3 separate regions of the Homo sapiens genome follow, and regions 1 and 3 are each linked to region 2. The links are chromatin loops, found by intact Hi-C in ENCODE. Cell type or tissue: endothelial cell of umbilical vein. All regions are shown on one strand. Each heading gives the region's core, and the rest is flanking DNA. Links, peaks and the distances in the headings are about the cores only.

What was found. Peaks named below come from ENCODE experiments on the same cell type or tissue, not always from the same donor. Only the 100,000 strongest peaks of a DNase experiment are listed, where the experiment ranks them.
Region 1: a loop joins it to region 2, with 4 times the contacts of the local background. A loop is called at or near these places in 5 of 110 quality-filtered maps.
Region 3: it touches region 2 in a loop (4-fold over the local background); 49 of 110 quality-filtered maps call a loop at or near these places.

Annotation. Positions count from the first base shown.
Region 1 is chr9:129,004,591-129,010,253 of GRCh38, forward strand. NUP188 (nucleoporin 188) reads left to right here. Exons shown (of 44, transcript NM_015354.3): 39 at 557-631; 40 at 713-940; 41 at 1,055-1,186; 42 at 1,460-1,533; 43 at 1,649-1,778; 44 at 1,912-2,506. The coding sequence ends at 2,088. SH3GLB2 (SH3 domain containing GRB2 like, endophilin B2) reads right to left here. Exons shown (of 11, transcript NM_020145.4): 8 at 5,530-5,619; 9 at 5,181-5,281; 10 at 4,516-4,756; 11 at 2,446-4,201. The coding sequence ends at 4,094. LOC101929314 (a long non-coding RNA gene) reads right to left here and starts at 1,973. Exons shown (of 4, transcript XR_007061810.1): 1 at 1,890-1,973; 2 at 630-707. RefSeq lists enhancers at 2,015-2,074, 2,195-2,264, 2,485-2,634. In endothelial cell of umbilical vein, for the core only: a CTCF peak has its summit at 2,344 (motif pointing left); a DNase peak (open chromatin) is centred at 2,331.
Region 2 is chr9:129,608,449-129,614,860 of GRCh38, forward strand. C9orf50 (chromosome 9 open reading frame 50) reads right to left here. Exons shown (of 7, transcript NM_199350.4): 5 at 4,987-5,149; 6 at 4,659-4,803; 7 at 3,777-4,006. The coding sequence ends at 3,899. It also overlaps a transcript of NTMT1 not described here. Among named protein-coding and RNA genes, the nearest start is that of C9orf50, 9.4 kb to the right of the region's middle. RefSeq lists silencers at 2,230-2,279, 2,310-2,359 and enhancers at 2,614-3,115, 2,703-2,792, 3,116-3,615. In endothelial cell of umbilical vein, for the core only: CTCF peaks have their summits at 2,273 (motif pointing left) and 2,858; DNase peaks (open chromatin) are centred at 2,123 and 2,763; H3K4me3 peaks cover 964 bases; H3K27ac peaks cover 309 bases; H3K27me3 peaks cover 267 bases.
Region 3 is chr9:129,316,738-129,324,471 of GRCh38, forward strand. It overlaps LINC02913 (long intergenic non-protein coding RNA 2913), which reads left to right and starts at 4,279. Exons shown (of 2, transcript NR_149714.1): 1 at 4,279-4,309; 2 at 5,055-5,866. RefSeq lists enhancers at 3,749-3,808, 4,289-4,338, 4,661-5,229, 5,230-5,797 and a silencer at 3,969-4,088. In endothelial cell of umbilical vein, for the core only: no CTCF peak of the experiment used is centred there; a DNase peak (open chromatin) is centred at 4,194; H3K4me3 peaks cover 299 bases.

The DNA of each region.
Region 1 (5,663 bases), core at 1-5,000, 600 kb before region 2:
GCCTCCCGGGTTCACGCCATTCTCCTGCCTCAGCCTCCCGAGTAGCTGGGACTACAGGCGCCCGCCACCACGCCCGGCTAATTTTTTGTATTTTTAGTAGAGACAGGGTTTCACCGTGTTAGCCAGGATGGTCTCGATCTGCTGACCTCGTGATGCGCCTGCCTCGACCTCAAAAGTGCTGGGATTACAGGCATGAGCCACCGCACCCGGCCTCATCTTCTTTACTTTAGGACCTTACAATATACCAGGCACCTAGCTGGGTCTCAGGGAGACAGTCCAGTCCTGAGCCCTGCTGGCCCAAGTTTGTAGCCCTGAGTACTTAGTGGCTATAGGGGCTTTAAGCTGGAAAGTGGCCAGGGGAGCATGAGGGAAGGAGGGAGAGAAGGGGAGCATGAGGGAAGGAGGGAGAGAAGGGGAGCATGAGGGAAGGAGGGAGAGAAGAGCAGCAGCGAGTGAGGAGCGCATGGGTGTTACATGGAGGGCTATTGGGTTGGTCTGGTTGGGTGACTGGGCTGCTGACAAGAGAATCCGCTCATCTCTCCTGTGTCTCTCCCAGGTCAACCTGGGTTACTTGTGCCAGGCATGTACCTCTCTCCTGCACAGTCGAAAGATGCTGCAGCATTACTTACAGGTAAGCGTCCTATGCCATGAGGTCCTGGAATACCTCACGCTAGCTTCCCAAGCTCCACCTTCATTTCTTGACTCTCCTTAGAACAAAAATGGGGATGGCCTCCCCTCAGCTGTTGCCCAGCGAGTCCAGAGGCCACCGTCTGCTGCTTCTGCTGCCCCCTCCTCCTCAAAGCAGCCCGCTGCTGACACAGAGGCATCAGAGCAGCAGGCCTTGCACACAGTCCAGTATGGCCTTCTCAAGATCCTCAGCAAGACGCTGGCAGCCCTGCGCCACTTCACCCCAGATGTCTGCCAGATTCTGCTGGATCAGGTACTGCCCATCATCTGTTCAGCACCACCTCCCCTAAAGGCTCTGCTCTGCTGTGTACCGAGAGCTACCTGGGGCCTTAATTGGGTCCTGGATGGCTCTTGTCTTTTCTCGCAGTCCCTGGACCTTGCTGAATACAACTTCCTGTTTGCCCTGAGCTTTACCACTCCCACCTTTGACTCCGAAGTGGCCCCCTCCTTCGGGACCCTTCTGGCCACAGTGAATGTGGCCCTCAACATGCTTGGAGAGGTAAGTTGGTTCTGTCAGACACTGTCCTCTCCCCCCGGCTCCTCCCCCTGCCTGCCACTTCCCAGCTGACCTTGGGCATGTTGGGCATGGTACCTAGCCTCCCAAGCCTGCTCCTCTCTGTAAACTGAACATGACAGCACCTCTGAGAATTACTGTGAGGATTAAATGAGGTAACTGATTAAATTTGCTTAGTGCAGGACATGCAAGTAGGAAGCTCTCAGTAAGTGGGAGCTGTTCCTGTTGTCTTAGTTTTTTACCCTTGCTTCTCTTCAGCTGGACAAGAAAAAGGAGCCCCTCACCCAGGCAGTGGGGCTCAGCACACAGGCAGAAGGGACCAGGACGTTAAAGTAAGTGCTCTTTCTGGGATTTGATAAGGGGCTGGGGCAGTCATGGGCCCACTGTTCTCAAGCTTGGCCAGCCTGGCCCTCTGCAGCAGTACCAAAAACCTGTGTCTCCTCCCAGGTCCCTCCTGATGTTTACCATGGAAAACTGCTTCTACCTGCTCATCTCTCAGGCGATGCGGTACCTTAGGGACCCGGCTGTGCACCCCCGGGACAAACAGCGGATGAAGCAGGAGCTCAGCTCTGAGTTGGTACGGATGGATAGGGATACGGAGGGCTGGACCAATAGGGCCAGAGCCCTGTGGGGTCCTGCCTGGCAACCCCCAAGGGTCAGAACAGTAGCCAGATGTGCTGAGCCTCACCAAGCCACTTTTTTTCTTGTAGAGCACGCTGCTGTCCAGCCTCTCGCGCTACTTCCGCCGGGGAGCCCCCAGCTCCCCTGCCACTGGTGTCCTCCCCTCGCCGCAGGGCAAGTCCACCTCTCTCTCCAAAGCCAGCCCTGAGAGTCAGGAGCCTCTGATCCAGTTGGTGCAGGCGTTTGTCCGGCATATGCAAAGATAGGGCAGTGCTGTTCTGCCCACCTACCCCTCTCCACCAGCCTACACTGCACCCTGGCTGGCAGGGGTGCTGCTGGCTGCTAGGGCCTATACAATGGAGGGCACCTCCTGTCACCCCCCTCCCGGAGTAGCCACGACTCCAGCCACCACCCACTGACGTTATTTTTATACTAGATGAAGAGGTCAACAGCAGGCATGGGGAGCCGAGTCTTCTGTGCTCAGGTCCTCACGCTGCAGACGCCCCCTAGAGGAACTTTCCTTCCTTTCCAGCATTCCCCACAGCACTGCCGGCCAGGGGAGAGGCGGCAGCCCAGCAGAGGGCTCTATGCACGGGTTTCAAACCTGTTTTCCACACTCTGTCTTTGCAGTTTTGGTAATTCTGTGGTCTATTTATACAGATATTAAAATCTTGTTTATAGACAGCTGTGTGATGTTTAACTTCAAAGCCCAGGGATGACAACGTGGCTCTCAGAACCTAGAAAACTCCCCTGGCCAGGCGCCTGGGAGTGGGGCTGCAGCCTCGGGGGAAGGCAGGTACTGATGGATGGCTAGTTCACCAGCATCTCCTCATTCCTGTCCTTGGGCTGAGGGTTTGGCTGGGTGGGCGCTGTCAGATATTCCCTTCCTTGGCCTGCGCTGGTCCTGTCCTTGACCCTGCTTTCATTGGCCCAGTGGGCTGAGCTCATCCCTGGGTGAGCCTTTCTTGAAGCTCTGTGCCTTCCTATTTATAGCCCCGTGCCCCCGTCATCCCCCGATCCCCTCTTCAGAAGCCCCAACAGTGGGGCCTACTGGCTGTTGGCCTTCTCAGGACTGAAGTCAGAATGCTAGGTCCTGCTAGGGGCCATCTAAAACACAGACATCACTTAGGGTTTCTAGAATCAGGCTGCCTGGGCTTCAGTCCCTGCTTGGCCACTTGCCAACTGTGGTCCCTTGAGGAGCTGACTGTCTTGCTGATCTCATCTGTGAAATGTGGACACTGAGGACGGCATGAGAACCCATGGCACGGGGGCACATGCTGGGTGAAACGCCCGACCTGCAGACAGCACTGACCGCTACCCACTTCTTGTGCTTGAACTGAACTGTCAGACGCATTCTACAGTCCGCTCCACAATCCAAATTTAGGAAACTTTTTCTTAGGAATAAAACGTTCCTTGTGCGGCTTCATGTCCAGGAACAGCACTGCCCTCTGAGAGGCACAGGCCCCGCAGAAGACAGGGAGGGCTGCACTTCTTCCCAACTAGAGAGCTGGGGGCCGGGGCAGCCACAGGGCCCCTGCTCACTCTGTGGAAGAGTGGGGCAGAGGGTGAGTCTACCTTTCCCTTTACCACCCTCAGGGCCAGGCCCTGACAGGAGCCCAGGTGACTCGCACACAAGGACGGTTTATTGGCTAGAGAGCAAACGCAGGCAGAAGTAAAAACACCAGATAAAAAGTGAGTGTGGAGAGGTGAAGACTGCGGCCGCTGGACTTGGCTTGAGCTGTGAGGGGTGGGAGGGGAGGATAGCACCGGAAGATGCTGCTCCGGGCCCAACACCAGCCCTGGCCAGGCTCTCCCCTCCCAGGGGCAGCGCCCAGTCCCCAGGGGCTGCCAGAGCCCTGTGTGCCTTGCCGCATTCCCCTGATGCAGCTTTTGGCAACTGAAAGGCAGGGCTCTCGCTGAGTGCACCTGGGGCTTCCTGAGCCCATCTGCGGCGGCCCCACCCTGGCCTAGGTGCTGAGTGCAGCTGCTGCAGACAGCCCCTCCCTCCTTAGTGGAGCCTGGAGGGTGGGGTGCTCGGGGATGCAGGCAGGGGCAGGGGCTCCAGAGCCACAGGTCAGAAGCAGGGCTGGGGGAGGGGTGGAGCCATTCAGCCTCAGGCACCCTCACAGCTAGGTGACTAGGGGCAGGGACAGAATGGGGTGAATTCTCCCCACTCTGAACAACTGTGTCACCAACAAACAAGTTAAGTGGCAGGGCTGCGCCCATCCTCTCCTGCCTAGGCCAGAATGCGGGGGGGATGGGGGCACCTGCCTAGCTGAGCAGTTCCAAGTAGGTGACAGGGACCTTGCCCTTCTTGTTGCCTCTCTCGCCAATGAGCCAGTCAGGGTCCATGCCAGGCAGGCTGTAGACAGTGATGAGCTGCAGAGATGGCAGTAGAGGACGGTCATGGCCTGGCCAAGGGTGGAACTGGCCCCAGGACTAAGTGGGGACAGAGCTGCCACCTCCCCATGGCCCGTGGCATGTGCTACACCTTCAGTGGCTGGCGCTCATCTCACTTGCTCCAGAGACCCAGCAGAGCAAGGATCCTTTCCTCAGAGCTGGATATGCCCTCTTTAACCTGCTGGTCCCCACTTTGCCAACAGGGCCCCTCCAGGCCCCATGTGCCTGATCCCAGTGCCCAGGCTGCTCCTCACCCAGCCCATTCCTGCCCCACCTTGCGGCACCGGGCCCACCTCATCAGCCAGCAGGGCCAGCTCACTGCTGTCGGCTGCCTCGTAGTCATAGAGCACCCGAGCTTTGCGGGTCCCACTGGCAGGGGGGGCCACCTCTTCCAGGCAGAGCGAGGCCTCCCCCGGAGGGGCCAGGCTGGCCACAGAGGGCACCACAGGCATAGTGGCCGCAGCAGTGGTGGGTGAGGTGCTGCTCAGGGGTGGGGAGGCGGGCTCTGTGGTGCCCACGAAGGTGCCGGGAAATCTGGAGAGGAGGGATACATCTTAGCAGGTGGGAGTCCCAGAAGGGACCCCAGAGGCAAACTCCCCTCCCCAGCCCCAGGAGCCCCACTCCAGCCCCGGCTACTCACATGGCACCCTGGGAGCTGGCAGCACAAAGGGAAAAGCAAAGCAAGGGAAGGGTGAGATGGCCCCACCCCCTGGTCCCTGCCATCCTCCCCACCCAGGCATTCCCTAGAAACCCTCAGGGGCTCCAGGGGACTTGGCCGTCAGTAAGGCCAGCCACTCCACCCTCATACACATGAGATGCCCGCACCCAGAGTGGGTTCCAGCAGAGCCCTCCAACCCAGCTTTGTGTCACAGGACTTGCCCAGAGGAGCTCATGCTGCCCACGGACAGGGTATGGGAGCCAGGGGGCCCCAGTGGGTTCAGCAGTGCTGGCCCCGCACCTGCCCAGCTGCTTCTGCAAGTCCAGCATGTGGCGGTAGCACTGTGCGTAGTAGGTTGTCTGAGACTTGACGAACTCGTGGAGGCAGCGCAGGTGGTTCACCTGCGGGGAAGAGGCCAGAGGCTGACTTCTAACCTCCCGCCCTCAGAACAAAAAATTCCGTCCCCATCCCCGTCCTCTACCAGACCTTGCTCCGGCATTCCAGGGTGCCCTGCCCCTGCGCCCACACCCTCCCCGGTGGGACTTGCTCTGTGAGGGCCATTCTGGGGCAGCCCTGCTGACCTTGTGGTTCAGGCACACCTGGTGCCTGCTGAGGGTTAGGTTTAGTGAGGGTGGGCAGTGGGACTCACGTGAGTGCTACTGATTCCCTCCAGCAAGAGACGGGTCACTTCTGCTTGCCGGTCAAACTCTGTCTGGGCCACGCGGAGCTCCTGCTCGGCCTGGGCAGGGCAGGGCAGCCATGAGCACCCACACACCACCCACC
Region 2 (6,412 bases), core at 1-5,000:
AGGGCAGGAATCCCACTTGTGAGGGCTCCACCCTCATGACCTGATCACCCCTCAACGGCCCCACCTCCTCAAACCATCACATCAGACCTGGGGTTCCAGCATATGAATTTTGGGGGGACACGTTCAGTCCATAACAGAGCTGAATGAGCCGCCTGCAGAATGGCAATCGGCCCGTGGGGCAGCTGCCATCCCTGGAGCCCCACTTGGGGCTGGCTTCCCTTGGCCCTGCATCTACAGGGCTCCCTAGCTCCTGGCTCCCTCCTCTCCCTCCCACCAGGCTCCTGCCTGGAGCCAGCGCCCTCTTCCCCACTCCAGTCGTGGGTCCTGCCCACCAGCCTTGAGGCTTCCAGCTCCTTCCGGACCCTGTGCACCTGCCCAGTTCCACCCTCTCCAAATAAACGCCTCTCCTTCCTTGACCTTGCCCTGATCCTCCCTGCTCCGAGGTGCCCCATGTGCGGCAGGAAGAAGCAGCCTCCACAGGACTGCGCTCAGCGGGAGACGGGGCTTCCCCGTGAAGAGGTGCTGAGTGCGAATGCCCACTCCAACACCTGGTCACTGTGTGATCTTGAGAAAGAGTTGAGCCTCTCTGGGCCCTGGCTTCCCCAACAACCAAAGGCTGTACAGAGAGCGGCTTAGGAGAGAGCTCCTGTGTGCGCCGCCGAGGGCTCTGCTGGCTCAGGACATCTGTAGGACCAGTTCCAGCTCCAGTGGGCACCGCCAGCACGCCCAGGTGAGACCGCCTGAGCCCTCAGGGTTTCAGTGTCCTTATCAGCAAACGGGCTAAGGAGCCAGCTTGCAGGGGTGCAGAGGCGTGGGGAGGTGGGGACACCTAGAAAGGGGCAGTGACCTCCTGCCTCTCCCAGCTCTGCCTTCTGCCTTGGGTCAGAGTCATTCCTCCCCCTCCCCCCAACTAGACCGGGCTGCCACTCTCCCCTGCCCTGGCTGGGCACAGGACTGTCCATGACCAATGGCAGGCGTGGGGTTGGAGGGTGCGCCTGCCTTGATCCCAGCTGCTCAGATGGGTCTGAGTTGGGGGGAGCAGAGCTTTCCTGGCCTCCCTGACATGCTGCTTCCTGAAGCCCAGGAGGGGCAGCCCCCCCACCCCAAACCCCACCCCACCCCCGCCAGCCCTGAGTGGAAATGCCCCACGGAAAAGGGCCCTGTTGGGGCCCCTGGGGAGGCCCCCAATCTGGGGTCTCTGCCAAAGAGGGTGAGAGATAGGCCCCCGGAGGGCCCCCGGGGAAGAGCTGGGGTTGGGTCCATCCCCTGAATGCCTCGCTCCCTCTTCCTCATCCCCTGTTCATGGTGGGGGACATGCTGGTGGACAGACAAGTGGCTACAGAGGGCCAGGGGGAGGCGTCTGGGCCTCCAGGGCAGCAGATGACCCCGAATGTGGGGGCTGCGGCCCTGGGAGACCCCGTGAGAGGCCGTGTATGTGTGAGGTCGGCCTGTGTTCACCGGCTGTTTGTAGGGCAGGAGTCCGGGTATGTGTGTGGTGTGTGTGTCTGAAGGGGGTGTCTGTGGGGCGTTGTTTTGTCTGTGTACCGTGTGGGTGTGGCCCTGTGGTGTGCCTGTGTGTGTCTCGGGGTGCGTATCTCGGTGGTGGGTGTGAGTGCCGAAAGCGGCGGGACTGAGGCTTCCGTCCTCCATCTGTGGTCTGCGGGGAGGGAGTGGACAGCGCAGGGAGCGGACAGGAGCGCTGCGGGATCCCGGGGCCTTGCGGGCCGAGCCACAGGGGAGGGGGGAGGAGGGGGGGAGGAGGGAGGGGGAGGGGAAAGGGGGAGGGAGAGGGGAAAGGGGGGAAGGGGAGGGGTAAGCGGTAGGCGGGGGCCAGGTCTCCCTGCAGGCCCCGCCCCCCCCCCACCGGCGTGGTGCCCCCGGCGCGAGCAAGGGCGTGGAGTCCGGGGTCGCGGGGGCGCCGAGACCCGCCCCGGGGGCTCCACGCGGACTCCGGCTTCAGTGCTCGGCGCTGCCGCACGGCTGCAAGCCTAGCAATTTTGGGCTGAACAACAAAAGCGAGAGAGAGGGAAGTTGGGGGGCGGGGGCGGCGCGTTTCCCCCCACCCGCCAGGGCCGGTCGTGGGCTCGGAGCAGGTGCCAGGAGGTCGCGCGGCCGGAGCGGGGCTGTGCGGAGCCAGCAGCGCGGAGGCGGAGGCGGGCGGGCGCGAGCGCCGCGCGAGGGGAAAAGTTTCCGACCCTGGAGCGAGAGGCTGAGAAGTTTCGGCCGCGCCAGGCGGCGCCAAAGCCAGGCCAACACTGCCCCCGCGTGGGCGCGCCGCGGTGCTGCAGCCGGCGCAGGGGCCGGGGCCCGCCGCGACCCTTGGGGTAAACTGAGGCTCAGAGAGGGCGACGTGGGCTGCGCAAGGCCACCTGGAGGAGGGGCCGTAGAATCAGGCCTGCTGAGACGGGGGACGGGGCGTGAATGTCCAGAAAGGGAGACAGAAGGGAGGGGACGTCCCAGGGACTGAATCCCACTCCTCGTCCTAGATGTGTCTCCACCCCCTTCCTTCCAGTTACCTCCAGAGTCCAGCAATCAGGTACCCGGTGGAGGGGCGGTGGCAGTGCTGTCTTCTTCCCATCCCTGCAGAGTTTGTCTAAACTAACCCTAGCTCTATTGCCCTTCTTCTGGAGTTAGGGCGCCTCTCCCAAAAGGCGTCCCCCATCCACAACCCATCCCGGCCCTAAGGACCCCCACCAGCCACCGCCCAGGCCAGTCCCACCGTTTGCAGCCCATTCCTTTGCCATTAAACAAGGCGCCAGGGTGTGGATTCCCTGCTGTTTCCTCAGCGGCCAGGAGGTGGCGAGAAAGACCCGGATCCTGGGCAATGGCGCGGGTCTGGGGGCCACTGACAGCTTCAGGGAAAGAGGCGGCGGCTCAAACTTTCTCCAGGGGGCTGGAACGCAGGTGTGGCAGGGGCAAACCTGGTGGGCAGGGTCTGCCACCTTGTCTTTCGCCACCTCCTGATGCAGATTTGAACATCCACCCCCTCATCCCCAGACTAGGAGAGAAACCGTGGGCCCCAGCCCGTCCCACACAGGTGCTTTGCCTTCTGGGACCAGAGGGTGCCAACCCTTCCGGGGAAACGCATGAGACCAACACAGGGCTCTCTTCCCTCGGCTGGAGTCTGGACGCCCTCACTCCATTGTGGATGTCAGATGGAGGCTTGGTGGGGGAGGACAGAGGCTTGGGGTGGGGGTTCTCCACCCCTAGGCTGAGTTTCCAGCAGGTGCCTGCTTCAGGTGTGGGCTGATCTAGGTCAACAGAGGCTTGGTCCCAAGTTTTTTGGGTTTCGTTGTTGTTGTTGTTTGTTTGCTTGTTTTTTGAGACAAGGTCTTACTCTCTCGCCCAGGCTGGAGTGCAGTGGCGGGATCACAGCTCACTGCAGCCTCAACCACCTGGGCTCAAGCAATCTGCCCGCCTCAGCCTCCCAAGTACCTGGGGCTAGAGGCGTGGAGCACCACGCCCAGCTATTTTTTTTTCTTTTTTTAAGAGACAGGGTCTATGTTGCTCAGGCTGGTCTCAAACTCCTGGGCTCAAGCCATCCTCCCACCTCAGCCTTCCAAAGTTCTGGGATTACAGGCATGGACCATTGTGCCCAGCATGTTCCCAGGTTTCAGGTATGTGGCAGGGTCTCCCACCTTCCAGAAGAGGGGTTCACTACAAGTCCTGAACCCCAGGGATGCCCTGTCCCCACCCCTCAGCCTCATCCTGGCTGTGTCTCCATCCCCTTCCTTCCAGGAACCCCCAGAGACCAGCAACCAGGTACCCAGAAAGGCTTGTGGTGTGACACCTACTGGCAGGTCCCAGCCACCTGGGATGTGCCTTTATTTGTGGGGCAAGGAAGGACGCTCCTCATTGCCTGGCCCATGTGTGCCCCTGGCCTTGGGTTCGCGAGTGTTCACCTCTTATCTGGCTGCAGTGTTGCGGAGGCCAGGAGGAGATGGTACCCCTTAGGGCAGCCTTGCTTCAGGACCGACTGCAGCACCCGGTTGGGCAGGAGGGACTCCTAGAGTGAGACAGAGGACCAGCTGGCTGCTACCAGGACCTCGGGGCAGGGGACTGGGCTCCCAGTGGGATTCTGTGCTGAAGCCCTGTTGGGCAGGTAGTGCTGTCAGCCCCATTTTAAAAGATGAGGAAACAAATGCAAGGTCAAGCACGGTGGCTCTCGCCTGTAATCCCAGCAGTTTGGGAGGCCAAGGCGGACAGATCACCTGAGGTCAGGAGTTCAAGACCAGCCTGGCCAGCATAGTGAAACCCTGTCTCTACCGAAAATACAAAAATTAGCTGGGTGTGGTGGTGGGTGTCCCCATTGCAGAGGTTGCAGTGAGCCAAGATTGCACCACTGCACTCCAGCCTGGGCGACAGAGCAACACTCTGTCTCAAAAAAGCAAAGAGAGGAGAGGGGAGGGGAGGGGAGATGCAGAAAGGAACTGTGATCGGAACCCAGGCACCTGGCTTAGAGCCACCCCTTGACAGCTGCCCTTTGAGGGAGATGCAGGAACACAGGGCGTGGCCACTGCAAGCCCCCACGGTGACTTGGCTCTCAGGGAGGGTCCACTCCCAGCCCCAGCCACTCCACCAAACAGGGCTGCTCCCGGAGCCAGCTGCCAGCAGGGGCTCACCAGCTTCTAGGTCCAGGAGCAAGACCATTTGCCCACCTGCTCCAGGTTTCTGTGCGGGTCCAAGAAGGCTCGGAGGCTGCTTCGCGGCCTCTGAGCAGCGGCCTTCTTCCATGAACAGAAGGGCAGGCTGCTGTTCATGGAGGTGTCCTCAGAAAGGTAGCCCTGTGTCTTCTGGGTGGACCTGGGGGAGACAGGACCCCATGAGCTTCCTGGACTCTGAGTCCCCGGCCCACCCATGGCTGGCAGGGCCCTTGAGGACCCACACTGGCAACCCGCCTGCTGCTGGGTGGGGAGGTCTGTAGGCAAGGGGGGTGGAGGGCCCTGGCAATGTCCACGAGTCCCATCCGCTTCCCTGGAGCCTCACAGGCCAGCGCAGTCCCAACACGAGGAGCTGGCCAGGGTCTCCTCCTTGGCCCCAGGGTACAGGGCTTTGGGCAAACTCTCCAGCCGTTTTCCGACACTCCCAAACACCCGCTCGGACGCCACTGGCAGGGCGGCCTTCTGGTTCACAATGACGCTCTGTTGGACTGCAGGAAAGAGGGCAGGGTGAGATCTCTGCCCAGGAGGAGGGCACTGGTGCCCCCACCCTCTTTTCCTCCCTCTGGCAGGCAGGGCCGGTCAGAGCCCTGTCTCCATGGCAACCCCAGGCTCCCCAGCGCCTTCTGGCTGCCTCCAGAGAAGCCTTGGGTTTTAAAACCACCTTGCGTGACCATTTCTGTTATACCCAAGCTGTGCCCCTGCGCACCCCCACTCACGCTGCAGCCGGAAGCGTGCCCCCTTTCTCGCAGTGGGGAGACCACTTACCCCATCATAGAAATCCCAGAAACCATGCTGAGAGCGTTGAGGGCTTCAGGGAGGGCTGTCTCAGGGATGGGGGCTCTTCCTGTCCAACAGCAGCCATGCGAGGTGGTCCAAGGACCCTGAGTTCCCCAATGGCTGCCCCAGGATGGAAAGGGCTGGGAAGCAGCAGGCTGGCCCCCACGTCTCCTGGGCACCCTGCTGCCCGGGACACCATGATAGCTCCTTATGGCCAGTGGCTGACACGGAATCATCTCCTGTATGCACCAACTGCCATTCACATGAAATTGTTTCTCTTGGGCTTGTCCTGGCCTTGGATTCCCAAGAGGGGCCCGGGGTCACTCTGGCTTCTATATGTGGCTCTGCGTCACCCACACAAGCCCATCCTGCTTCTGGGGCCTTGGTTTCCCCACCAAACAAACAGAAGTTGGGCAAAAATCACAGCTTCTAACTCCAGCTTCCTGTCACGCTAAGGAGGCTGCGTCAGATCCCTCCCAAATCAGCGAAGGTCCTAGGTTTGCAGGGCATCGCCCACAGCTAGACCTTGAGGCAGACATTTCCTGAAACTGCACATAGTGGGTGCTCAATAAACAGCTAGAGGACATTGACTGTTGGGGACCCTGGGGGCTGCTGGATCCTGAGAAGAGGCTGGGCACACAGAAAAAGGTGGAGCTTAGTCAAGGTTATACCAGAGTAAGAACAGGGACTTCTCGCCTGCTTCTCGAGACACACTTCAGAAAATTCACTGGGAATGGCCAGGCGCGGTGGCTCATGCCTGTAATCCCAGCACTTTGGGAGGCAGAGGCAGGTGGATCCCTGAGGTCAGGAGTTCGAGACCACCCTGGTCAACATGGAGAAACCCCGTCTCTACTAAAAATACAAAATTAGCCAGGGGCGGTGGCGCATGCCTGTAATCCCAGGTACTCAGGAGGCTGAGGCAGGAGAATGGCATGAACCCGGGAGGTGGAGCTTGCAGCGAGCCGAGATCGCGC
Region 3 (7,734 bases), core at 1,570-6,569, 290 kb before region 2:
ACTGGTTAGACACTGAATGCCACCCGACTCTGCCCTAACTCACTGCATGACCCTGGGCAAGATGGCCCCTCTCTGGGCCTCAGTTTCTCCAACTGCACGGCTGAACGCGCCTCCCATGCTGACGCCCCAAGGCCCTGTGGCTGCTTTGGTCATCGTGGCTGACTTGGACTGGTGGTGTGTTTGCTGCTGAGGATCGGTGGGGGCCTTCCCTGCCCTGACCCTGGAGGTCTATGGGGCGTGCCTGGTTGGGGAGAGGGGATGACAGCTGGGGAATCCTCAGCTTCTGTGTAGTTGGGCTCATAAGGACCAATGTGTTGGTACCAAGGCTGTTGCTTTAATAGGCAGTGGTCCACTTCTCTTTAAGTCCTTTTGCTTCAAATTTTTGGGAATCTGATAAAGGCTTTAGCTGCTTTCCTTAGACCAAAAAACTTTCCTCTACTCCCCTTGTTCCTTCTCTGCACACTTTATTTTTACTTTTATTATTTTTTGAGGCAGAATCTTACTGTGTCACCCAGGCTGGAGTGCAGCGGCGTGATCACAGCCCCCTGCAGCCTTGATCTTCCGGGCTCAAGTGATTCTCCCATCTCAGCCTCCCGAGTAGCTGGGACTATAGGTGCCAGCCACCATACCTGGCTAATTTTTGTTGTTGTGTTGTTTTAGTAGAGACGAGGTCTCGCCATGTTGCCCAGGCTGGCATGCTTTAAGGTACAGTTTCCAGAGGAGGTGGAGGAGCAGCCTTCAGAGGCCTGTCCTGACCCTAAGGTGACCAGCCTCTGGGTTTCCAGATGAGCAGCTTTGGCACACAGGTCAGAGGCCAGGTACAGTGGGCACTTTGTTAGTATCGCTTCATGTCAACTCATCCACCTGAAGAGGACAGCGTTTGAGGTAGAGATTGCTATGTTTTCACCAAACCCTGGTTCATTGGCTTCCTCCTGGGCATGCAGCTGGACTGCATTTCCCAGCCTCCCTTGCAGCTGGGAGTGGTCACATGACCCGGCTCTGGCCTGTGCAACGGGAGCTGAAATGATGTGGCTCCTCTGCTCCTGGTTTAGCTTGGTCCACAAGCATCCTTCCATGCTATCCTCCATGCTCCCTCTTTCTTCTCCCACATGGTTGCAGCAGAGGAGGATAAGGCCTTAGGTGATGACAGGGTCACGGGGTGAAGGGGCCCGGGCCCCTGAGTGACCACATGGAGCAGAGCCCTTGCCCCTCCCTCCACCAGCCCCCAGGAGACTGTAATGCAAGCAAGAAATAAACTTCTCTTCGGGGGCTGTTTCTTACATTTGTTATGACTAAGTCAACATTTTCATCATCCCCATCCAGGGGAAGTCCTTTTCCACTGAAAAGGAATCCATCTCAGGGCTCCTTTAAAATAGAGAGCTCCTCCAGTGCCTTTGGCCTGGGATCCCTGAAGCTGGAGAGTGTCTGCCTCCGGCCCTGAGCCTAGCGCCTGCCTGAACCTCAGGGCATCTTCTCTGGGGCTCTGATTTACAGTGACTCTGGGCTTCACCCCTTGCCCTCAGGTTCCCACCCCTGCTTTCCTCCTTCCTCGTGTCTGTAGTCTGTGGCCTTCTTCTTCCATCCTGCGGCCTCCCATTTACTTTGACCATTGTCTGGGGTTGAAAGACCAAGGTTCAGGGGTCAGGTGTATCTATTTTTTTCCCTTCTCCCTGACAAATTGCTCCCTGTGGGCAGGGCCCGCGCTGGCTCACTGTGAACTTCCTCCTACACAGTAGAAGGTTGAGCACACAGGGGCCGCTTCTGGAACGCCACATTCTTTGCAGTTCCACAGTGTGGAAGGCCCTGAGGGGGTTGCTCCCAGGATCCCATGTTCCCTGGGGCACTCGGATTCCAAAGAGAGAAGCCGGCCTCTGTTTCCGGCTCATTTCCTAAGTGAGCCACTGCAGGGCTCCAGAAAGGTGGAGTCCAGGCAGCTGGCTCTGGCCTCTTTTCCCAGCTACACACAGCATCCTGGCCCCTGTCCACAGCCCCTCCATGTCTGGGAGACCAAGAGACAGGTCTAATGCCGTGCCCAACCTATCCCCACTGTGGGAAACTCTTTCCATCACCCTTCCTCCCAGCGGGGACCACTTTCCACCTTTTAAATAATTAAGTTGGTCTCCAAACCACCAGTTACCAAACCCTTCTGCCCTTGGTAATCTTCCAAAAAATTTACAACAACAACTCTCCTTGCTGTGTGCCAGGCCCCAGGCTAAGCCACTTATACCCTAGATACCAATCCCTGGGGATGGATGTCATCAGTATCCCCATTTGACAGATAAGGAAGGTGAGGTTCAAAGGGCCTCCTGCCCCCCGTCGCCCCCGCCCTGGCCCTGTACCAGCTTCGAATGCAGTGGCAGGGGGCCACGATCTTGTGCCCAGGCCTGGTTCTCCTACCCCCAGCAGCGGGAGAGAATGCCGGGGAGGCACGAAGCCGATCCCTCCCCAGGGGGCTCCCACAGCTCCCAAGCTCACTGACACTTGGGTTTCCTTCCTCTCCTCTGGCCCTCCCCTGGCCCCCTCTGCTGCACCCCCAGCTTGTCCCACCCACCCTTGAGCTCGACCCCTCTCCCTCCCCGGTTCCCACCATCAAAAGCGCCTGCTGCAGGGCTTGGCTCTGTTTGGTTTCTCCAGAGCCTGCCCAGGGAGCTCTGCCTCTCGGAGGCTGTGTGCTCACTTTGCAAAACAGCAGAAATTTATAGCCCAAGTAATTGATCACGGCGCTTCTGCCTCCCTCCATCTCTCTCGGGCTCCTAATTCCCTTCTCCCGCTCTTCTCTTTTTTCTCAGCGCGCCATCTGTGGTGTCAGAGAAAAGGAAGCCAAAAGTGGGGGGGTGTTTCTAGTCCCAGTTCTGCCAATTACGAGTCACATGAACCTCAGTTTCCCCATCCGCAAAACGGAGAAGCTAATAATACCTGCTCACAAGTGTGCCGGGCCCGTGGAGGCCGGGGCCGGGAGGAGCACCCAGACGGAGTGACTTCTGGCCCTGAGCCACCCTGTGGGGGTGCAGGGTGGGGTGGGGGCCCACCTTCCCAATGGGGACACTGGGGCCAAGAGAGCTCGAGCCATTCACTCAGGGTCGCAGAGCTGGTAAACAGCAGCCCTGGGGCTTGAACCAGGTGAGTTGTACCTCAAAGACGGAACCATTAGGCCACACTCCCCCGACGCCGGCCCCAGGGCCCATCAGAAAACAGGTGAGCCTCCCCAGGCCTCCCAGACCCCTATTTCACTCCATTCTGGAGCTAACTGTGGGGCAGAAGGAGAGGCCACTAGGGCAAAGTGAACACTTTGCAAATTGTAGAGAGCCGCGAGGATGGAAGGAAACTTCACAATCATTCCCATCACTCTTCAGGGCCGGCCCCCCTGGATCAGACCCCTCCACTGTCTGGGAGACTCACTGGGACCTAAGAGCTTCCCTGGCCCTCAGTTGCTGTCTCTCCCTCCAGAGAAGCTGTATGAATAGCGGCCTCCCTCCGGCCAGGCCCCTACACCTGCCAGTCTCCAGGAAGGCCCACAGAACCTTGCAGAACAACTCACAAATGACCCCGAAGAGCACTTCACTCGCCCTTCCGTGGCAGATGAGGCAGCAGACCTGGGAGGGGAGGCCCAGGTTCCCGGCCCGAGCTCTGGGGGGCCCGGGGCTGGAAACTCCCCTCTGAGCCCCACTCCAGGGCGGGGCTGAGGCCATTCCTGACCCCTTCTGTTCGGTTCTGGGGGATGGGGGACGAGTGCTTCCAGGGGGGAAAGTGCTTGTCTTTTTTCCCCTCCGCCCTCAGTCTAGCTTGTCTCTGCCTGTGTACGTCTCTCTGTCTCTCGCTGTCTCTGTGTGTGTCTTTCTCTCCAAGCCCCCAGCCCGCAGGTACGGGCTTGCTTCCACCCGTGCGTGGCCCCCAAGACTGAGCACAGCTCCTCGGGTGTTTGCATCCAAGGTGCCCACAGCGCCCCGGCCTCCTCCCTTCCCCATGGCAGCCCCGGGGGTTGCTCTGGGCAGGGCGGTCCGCAGCTCGGGGGCGGCGGGCACGTTCTGTTCCCCGCTTTCGGGCGGGGACCGCAGGCTCCAGCCCCGGCGGCTGCCTGCTCCCGCCTGGCTGGCGGAGATGAGAGCCGGCTGCAGGGCTGGGAGCGAGGCAGCAGCACACAGAACAAACAGAATTTTTTTTTGCAACTAGAGGGGGAAGCACAGAGCTAAAAATAAAACGAAAAGATCAGTATCTGTCAGTCTGACAGCTGATTGGCTGCTCGGAGATGCATATAATTACCAGCAACTGGCGCTGGGTAGGCAAAGCCGGGAGAAACTGCTGAGACGAGGTTAGGATTTAACCTTTAAATTCTGGAGCCATCGGAAACCGAGGGGAGGACGACGGGTGTCGGTGCTAATGAGGCTGGGGGCGGGCGATGCGCGGTGGGCCTCCGAGTCCGGGGCAGGTCTCGGGGGTTCCCCGGGGAAGGCCCTGGGAGCCCTTGGCCCTGGCGGCCTCCGCCATCAGACTGGGAATGTCTCTGATTGGGTGGCCAGGAGGCGGTGGCCCTCCTCCCCGCCCAGCTGAGGGGTGTCGTCTTCCGCGAAGTTAGGGTCTCACCTGGGAGGCAAGGAGGGAGGGGGCTGCCTGAGGCCCTGGGCCCCTCCGGGACTGGCGCACCCCGTCTCACCCACATTCCTTCGCCTTTCCCTGCCCAGTGTGGATTTCCAAAACCCATCCCCGCTCCCCTCCTTCCTTCACCCCAAGTCACCCGTTCCCAGCTCTGTTTCTTGCCCCACCCAGGGAGGGCTTTTCCGCACCTCAGGCTTGTCCTAGGGCCCCCAGACAGACAAAAACTGCGGCAGTTGAGGGGTGTTGTGCTCTCCCTAAGCCTCAATTTCTTCATCTGTTAAAGGCAGGTGATGAAAATTGGGCCTACCTGGCTGCTGGTCAAATGCCAGGGCTGCTGTGGGCCCAGCCTTGCATGTTGACTCTCACCTGAGCCAGGAGTCAGGAGATCGGGGTTCTAGTCCAGCTGGGAATTGTCCCAGTGTGAATTGGGAGTAAGAGTTCCTGCCCTCTGACCTCTCCAGGTGGCAGCGGGGACCACGTGAGATGGCGTATGTGGCCTTGAGCGATAAACCTCACCTGTCGGGGGAGGTGGGCGAGGAAGCCTGCAGCTCCTGGAACCCACCACTTTTCTCTCCCAGGCCCTTGCCCAGGCTGTGGCCTCTGCCTGGAACCCCTTTTCTTCCCATCCGAGCCCTTCCCTTCAGTGCCTCTTCCTCTGGGAAGTCCTCTCTGGTGCCCAGCCCGTCCTCTTCTGCCCACTCTGGGTTTCGCACCCCATGCTTAGGCCCTGATTGCCTGCTTTGCACACAGGGCTGTGAGCTCCATGAGGGCAGGAACCACATGGCTGTTCACAGCTGTGTTGCCAGGGCCTGGCCTGGAGACCCTCAGGAAGTGAGACATCTGAATCCTCTGCTCTGTGACCCTGGCAGCCAGGTAGAGCCATCTTGGCCATGGCACCCAGGCTTGGAGCAAGCAGCAGCCTCATGGGTGGGGAACCACGTTTCCCCAGCACATCGGCAGGCCCTAAGGGGACATTCGCTTGGCTCTGCCCTCAGAGCACTGATGCCCGGGGGACACTGCCCTTTGTGTGTCCCATGTAAGAGAGGATGCAACCTTAGAGGGGGCAGGGGTAAACATGGTCCCAGGCCCTGTTGTCCCCTCCTAAGAAAGTTCCCAGTTCTGCCTGTCCATCCCTGGCCTTTTCCCTGTGCTGTCTGGGACAGTGGGTGGAGCTGCCGCTGAGCGGTGGGACCTAGAAAACACATACTGACCTATAGGAGGCACTGCCCAGAGCTCCTAACTGGGGTGGGGTGCAAAGGAAAGGTGGGTGAGGGAAGCAGAGAGAAATCATATTAGTAGCTCACACGTCAACAGTCTAGCTGTGTGCCTGCCTCTCTCATGCACTTCATGGGGATTATTTCCTAGAATTCCCACAAGAGCCCCTTGCAGGTGGTGCGATTGTTAGCTATAATTTGAAGATGAGGAAACTGAGGCACAGAGTAGTTAAGCAATGCACCCAGGAGCCCACAGCTAGGGAGGACAGAGGCTGGATCCAGCCCAGTCCCCTGTCTCCTGGGGCCAGGCCCAGCGCTCCCACCTCTCTGATAAGGATAAAAAGGAGGGAGCGGGAAGGGAGATATTCCAGAGGCAACTACCATGAGACCTCCCGGCAGAGAGGCTTGAAAACATCTTTTGTGTGTGGTACGCAAACCATTTCCCCTTTGGTGTCTCTTTGAAAGATTTTGGGAAGATTTAAACTTTTTTTCAATGATTTGGGGATGTCAGACTGGTGTTTTTTTGAGGGTGACACCGTGATGAGACTGGCCCCCAAGGCAGCCCCGTTTTACTCAGGTTATGGTAATAGAACTTCTGCAGCCTCAAAAGCAGCTTCCGCCGACTGAGCGCTCACCCCGGGGTCCGTGCTGGACTCAGCCTTGACTCGGATGCCCACCCTGAGCCCCACCCGAGAAAGGGATTATTTCATCCCTGCATTATTTCCTTAGAGCTGATGGCAGAATCTGCTCATCTCCAAATTCGCTGTCTCCCCGTTAGGAGTGAGCTTGGTGAGGGCTCCAATCTGGTCTCCCCCGTTCATTGCTGAGTCCCTGGCACCCAGCATCAGCCCCGCATGGAGCAGCTAGTCAATAAAGCTTTGCTGGACACATTTCAGATGAAGAGACTGAGGGTCAGAGAGGTCACATGGCTTGCTTGGAAGAAACATCAGATTTGTCTGGCTCAAGAGTCCACTTCTGGCTCCCCCCTCACACAGTTGCTTAAGAGACCCCCAGCCCAAGACAGCCTCAGAGCCTGGGTCTTCCCCCCCTCCGCCCATTCTCAGGCCCTTATACTAAAACCAGAGAGGCCTCTGAACTGCTGTCTGCCCCCCCAACCTTTTCCTTGCTTATCTGGGAATCACGCAAAAGTTGGCCAGAGTTAGCTCAGTCTCAGAGAAGCTGCATTCTTCTAGAGTCACTCGGTTTTGCGTGACCTGATTCAAATTTTCCATCTTTGTCACTTTGATTCCCACTCTGAGAAGTTTTCTCAGTACATATAACCTTACTATGTGATGACTGGCCTGGGTATTCATATGTGCACTTGTTACCTGTTGCTTATCTCCTGGGGGACCCCTGGTTCAGAGGGGTTTAAGCAGGTGTCCTGGTGAGACCGGGGTTATAATCAGAGACTCTCAGGGTTAGAGCTTGGCCCTGCCACTGAGTGGCCTTGGGAGTCTCATTTGACCTCTCTGAACCTTGGATTCCTCACTTGTGAAATGGGGACAGGTTGAGTTCCTGCATGGAAAGTGTCTTGCTTGATGTCTCGCCAAAAGACCAAAACTGCCGTCACTCACTGCCGGAGAGGCCCTGCACGTGGATATTAGAGTTTGCTGGGTTTTGTTTGTCCTGAGCGAATGTCCGTCCATGTACAGGCTGATGGATTTTGTAGGTGCAAGGTCCCTAACGCAATCAATCTCTCTCCTCAAAAGACCATGAGCATGCCTGGACTCAGAGAGCACCGTGTGTGGGGGGCTGGCGTGGGCACGTGTCCGCAGCTGGGACTGGCTTCTAGGGTTCTGGGCTCAGGCAGGAGGGCGGGGTCCCAGGAGGTCATCTCTCTCTCCTTACCCTGGAGCCTTTGGAATTTGGTTTCCAAATGTCCTGAATTCCTGTTCATTAATATGTGGCTCAGTACAGTGCTTGTCCC